Regions from separate parts of the Homo sapiens genome. Here region 2 is linked to region 1. Evidence: read pairs that join two places in POLR2A ChIA-PET (ENCODE). Cell type or tissue: GM12878. All regions are shown on one strand.

Evidence for each region. ChIA-PET counts read pairs that join two places held together with the same protein. Peaks named below come from ENCODE experiments on the same cell type or tissue, not always from the same donor. Only the 100,000 strongest peaks of a DNase experiment are listed, where the experiment ranks them.
Region 2: POLR2A ChIA-PET joins it to region 1 with 5 read pairs; 4 of 35 experiments call an interaction of 5 or more read pairs at or near these places.

Annotation. Positions count from the first base shown.
Region 1 is chr5:134,137,464-134,139,963 of GRCh38, forward strand. TCF7 (transcription factor 7) reads left to right here. Exons shown (of 10, transcript NM_003202.5): 4 at 596-701; 5 at 1,488-1,575. Among named protein-coding and RNA genes, the nearest start is that of TCF7, 24 kb to the left of the region's middle. RefSeq lists enhancers at 778-847, 858-1,027, 1,198-1,307, 1,899-2,500. In GM12878, no CTCF peak of the experiment used is centred here; a DNase peak (open chromatin) is centred at 1,048; H3K27ac peaks cover 2,500 bases.
Region 2 is chr5:134,875,950-134,878,449 of GRCh38, forward strand. All of the region lies in intron 1 of TXNDC15 (thioredoxin domain containing 15), which reads left to right. Among named protein-coding and RNA genes, the nearest start is that of TXNDC15, 2.8 kb to the left of the region's middle. RefSeq lists an enhancer at 1,468-1,527. In GM12878, no CTCF peak of the experiment used is centred here; a DNase peak (open chromatin) is centred at 1,476; H3K4me3 peaks cover 1,592 bases; H3K27ac peaks cover 983 bases.

The sequences.
Region 1 (2,500 bases):
GTAAGAGTCCTGCGGTGCTGAGGAAACAGGAAGTACGGGGGCTGGGCAAGGATGGCCCTGGAGGAAGCCAGGCCCCATCTCCCCTGATTTAGGGGATTGAGGAGGGCCCTTCCCTGTGTCAGAAAATCCTGTTAGGCCTGAGCTAAGACAAATGGTCAGACTCAGAATCCCCAGACTGGGGGCTAGAAGATGAGGAAAGATAGCTGTGCTTCTTCCAGGGTGTGCTGGGGTAGGCCTGGGTCCTCAGGCCATGCCCTGCTTTAGGGGGCTGGAGGCTATAAGCAACCTCCCAGACAAGCCAAACCTGAGATGAGGAGGCCAATAAGGGTTTTCTGGACAGGGGAGACGCACCTCCAGGAATTGAGTGCCCAGAAAGACCAAGAGGCTTTCTAGGGGGTGGGACTGCTTGGGCAAAGTCTTGGGGGCTAGTGGGCGGGGTACTGGACACTGTGACTTGAGTGGTACCCCCTTCGCTGAGGCCTGTGGTTTTGGCCACCACTTTTCTTTGACAGCTGGGCTTCCTGTATACCCTCATCCCAGTGTCTTCCTCCCTCAGGACTCGCCACACTCACCCACCCTCCTTCTCATTTTTCAGCACAAGGCCAATCAGCCCCCCCACGGTGTCCCCCAACTCTCTCTCTACGAACATTTCAACAGCCCACATCCCACCCCTGCACCTGCGGACATCAGCCAGAAGCAAGGTACAAGCCTGGGATGGGGAGGGGCCCAGTGAAACCAGAGCCTAAGGGCCAAGACCCCAGCTTCTGAGACCAGGTAGCTGGGTCCATTTTATAACTGGAGAACCTGGGGCTGTGCAAACTAAGGGCCCAAAGAAAATACCAGAAAGATGGACTGGGGGTATAAGGGCATCAGAAAACTGGAAAAGGTGGTGCTAGGTCAAAATGTGAAGGCTTCAGGTTGAAGCCTAAATCCCATGGGTGACCCCGCTGCCAGTATGGCAGCATTGCTGAGAACTGTAAAACTGTAGCCTTTCCTCCTCTCAGTGAGAAAATGGAAAGTGGTGGTTGTGATGGCTGATTCACCTCAGCCTCAGGCAAAGTCATTCTGAAATCCCTCATTGTCAGCTGTGGGAAACCTGCTGACTCAACCCTGGGGGGCAGGTGGAGCCTTGGCTCCCCAGGCTGGGCTCCCCTAGACCAGGGGCCTGCCTCCTGCCCAGAAAGCTAGGCTGGAGTCCCCCGAGCAGAGATGCCCCAATGCCTCCATGCCTGAGTGACTTCAGCTCTGCCTACTGGCCCCCTAATGTCTTAGGCAAGTCACCCCAGCCCTCTGCCCTGGGTTCCCTTGTCTGTCAAAGGGGCACTATTATCACACTGGGATCCTCCTGAATAAACTAGTTTATGTCTGGTCCTCTAGCAAAGCTGGTGGGATCTTAAGGCCCCTGTAGGAGGTTCTAGGATGCAGTAACTGCTGATATGGCCTGCCAGGTCAGGCTAGCCCACTCACTCAGCTTCTCTCCTCTGCAGTTCACAGGCCTCTGCAGACCCCTGACCTCTCTGGCTTCTACTCCCTGACCTCAGGCAGCATGGGGCAGCTCCCCCACACTGTGAGCTGGTGAGTGTGGGCCCAATGGGAAAGGGGTACCGTGTGCTGGTCAGACCAAGACCTGCCTGCCCTTCCATTTCCTCCTCCATCCCTCTTGGCTGGCCACCCTGCTGCCAGCTCTGTTTAGATGCCAGGGGCTGGCCAGCAACTCTGTCCTAACCTGGCTCTGAGCTAGGGGTCCTCATGTACCCCGGCCTGCATTCCCCAGGGAGCCTGACATACTCCCTTTGGAGAGGCAGGAGAGCTGGTCCCTGGTCCCAGCCCTGTCTCCCTCAGTGTCCAAGAGATCCCCTTAGATGGGAGAACTCTGGGCTGCTAAGGGACCTCCAGGGCCATATGAGTAACTGAGGAAGAAAGGTGGGCCCGAGCAGGGAGGGGACAGCATGAGTGGCTACCAGAGAGGCTGCTGCTTCTCAGCTCACTGGCCTCAGTGCCTACTGCTTTTGGTCCTTTCCTTGGCTGAGCTGCTTGAGGGGCAGTGTCCCTCCCTGCCCCTGTGGTGCCTGCTTAAGCCCAAGCCTCTGACCAGCCTGCTTGGAGATTCTTAAGGCTGGACCAGGAAAAGGAAGCCTGGCCCCCTAAGCCAGTAGGCCTGACTATGGGCCAAAGGGCCTGTCCTCAGCTGGAGTTGGGCCTTGGCAGGCTACTTGGCCCTTTACTCATCAACGATAGTTTGAGCTGCGCAGGTCTCTAGCCTATTTCAGAGAGCTGGGCTGTGGCAGTCACCCAACAGCAGGAAAACTTGGCTCCCCAAGGAGATCGGGCAGGCCAGAGGCCCAACCTGTGGCCCACTTGCCCTTTACCCATGGTCAGCACCCTCCTCCGTTCCAGCTTCTCCTTGGACAATCCATTCTGAATACAAATTAAGACTACTCCCATGAATACCCCTAGGATCAAAGCGTGGCAAGATGCTCAAGAGCCCAGCCTTACTGGA
Region 2 (2,500 bases), 740 kb after region 1:
TTGAGCCACCGTGCCTGGCCTTAGTAATTTTTAAATGCATATGCAGTAGATGTTATCATGCTCATTTTATAGAAGTAACTTAAGACTCAGAGCCAATAAGTCCTTTGACAAGGTCATACAGCCAGAAGTTGAGGAGCCTTGATTCAAGCCCATGTCTGCCTGACTTCAGAGCCCAACCTCTGCATTTTCACTATACTTAACTGCTAGCCTCACAGAGGGGATGGCATGGGTTGGATATCTTCTGTTTCAGCCCCTCCACCGTGCTCTGTGCCCTGTGTGGCTGTCCTGTGTGGAATAAATACCAGCTGTCCTACCGTCTTGCTTCCATTGTGTTGGAATGAGGGGAGAGTGAGGTCAGGGTATTGATTCTCTCCGCTCCCTCCCTGAGAAGTTATTGAAGGCTGGCTTTGCCCCCGGTGGAAAGCATTGAATTCTAGAAAGCTGCCCTCTGTGTTACCCTTGATGTTTCAAGGTTCTGTGACTACTTCTCTCTCCAGACTCTTAAGGTCTATGAGTGGTAACTGGCTCCTCCTCTACTGTTACTGGCCTTGGAATTCCTTACCATTGCTTTTCATTTCTCTGCACCCAGCCTACACATTAGTGGTCCCTTCATTAAACTCTCCTCAACTTGCCCAAGTTAAATGTGCTGTTTCCTGGCAGAACCCTGGCTGATTCAGGGTTCAGCTTGGGTCTTTGGTCATCATGGCCAGGCCATGAATGGGGTGAAGACAGAAGAAACTTCACCAGCTGATTTCTTCTCAGAGTAGCTGAAAATCTGAGGTGTTTTTTTTTTTTTTTTTTCTGCAGAGGATGCCACTGGCAGATTATGCTGGCCTCAGGTGCTGAGGCCCTGAGAGACTAAGCAACCTGGAGGTAGCAATGCTATCCAGGTGTCTAGGAATGGAAGCAAACTCCTGGCTTCAATACCCCTATGCCACTCTTCCCTAGGCAGTCAGCTAGCAAATTCTTACTGAGCACTCATCATATGCTAAACACTGTGCTGAGCACTGGGGATCCAGTGGTGAGTTAGAGCAGCAGGCCTTTGGGGAAGGCAGCCACTAAATAACTACAAATTACTAAGAAAATTGCAAGACTGAGAAATGCATCAAGGAGAGTCCCAGGGCGTTTTTGGGAACTGTAATGGGAGACCTCCCACCCTGGTCTGAGGGTCAGGGAATGTGTCCTTACAGAGGTGACATTTAGGGTGAGATCTGAATGAGGAGGATGAAGGATTTGGCAGGAGGAAGCTTCCCAGCAGAGAAACAGCCCTCAGGAAGGCTCTAAGGCAGGTGGGGATAGGAGGAGTGTAAATGATCAGGGACTAGAGGGATCTGATGGCCACAGGTGAGAGTGCAGACAGAGGCCACATTGGGGCCTGGTAGCTCTGCTACAGAATGCAGATGCATTCACAGGGTAGGGGAAGCCACTGAAAGAGTTTTAGCAGGGGAGTGACATGATCAGATATGCCTTTTATCTTTCAGTTTCACTTGTATTGCTGTGAAGGTCAGGGTCTGGAGGGGGGATAGCAGGCTGACCAGGGAGACCAGTTTAGGTGGCTACAGTAGTTGCCCAGACAAGAATTGGCTGTGGCCTTTGCTGAGAAGTGTTAGTTGGGATGGGGAAAGTAGATGGATTGTGAATGTGTTTAGCAGGTGAAATTTTTTTTTTTCTTTTTGAGAAGGAGTCTTGCTCTTGTCACCCAGGCTGGAGTGCAGTGGCACCATCTTGGCTCACTGCAACCTCCACCTCCTGGGTTCAAATGATTCTCCTGCCTCAGCCTCCCGAGTAGCTGGGATTACAGGCATGCGCCACCATGCCTGGCTAATTTTTTTTTTTTTTTTTGAGATGGAGTTTTGCTCTTGTTGCTCAGGCTGGAGCAATGGTGCGATCTTGGCTCATTGCAACCTCTGCCTCCCGGGTTCAAGCGATTCTCTTGTCTCAGCTTCCTGAGTAGCTGGGATTACAGGCACCCGTCACTACACCCCGGCTAATTTTTGGTATTTTTAGTAGAGATGGGGTTTCGCCATGTTGGCCAGGCTGGTCTCGAACTCCTGACCTCAGGTGATCTGCCCGCCTTGACCTCCCAAAGTGCTGGGATTACAGGCGTGAGCCACTGCGCCTGGCCTAATTTTTGTATTTTTTAGTAGAGATGGGGTTTCACCATGTTGGCCAGGCTGGTCTTGAATTCCTGACCTCAAGTAATCTGCCTGCCTTGGCCTCCCAAAGTGTTAGGATTACAGGTATGAACCAGCAAGCCCAGTGTGCAGGTTAATTAATAGAACTTAGTTATTGTGCCTTTCCATCTCTTTGAATTGTAAACACCACTCATCATAATCATCATCATCACCACAGCCATTTATGGAGTGTTTAACCTGTGGCAGGGACCATACACATCTTTTCTCATTTAATCTTCACAGTAGCCTCATAATTTTCTACATTTTGGTGGTATTGTCTCCATTTGCTAAATGAGCACACAGTATTGCCTATGGAAAGTATGGAT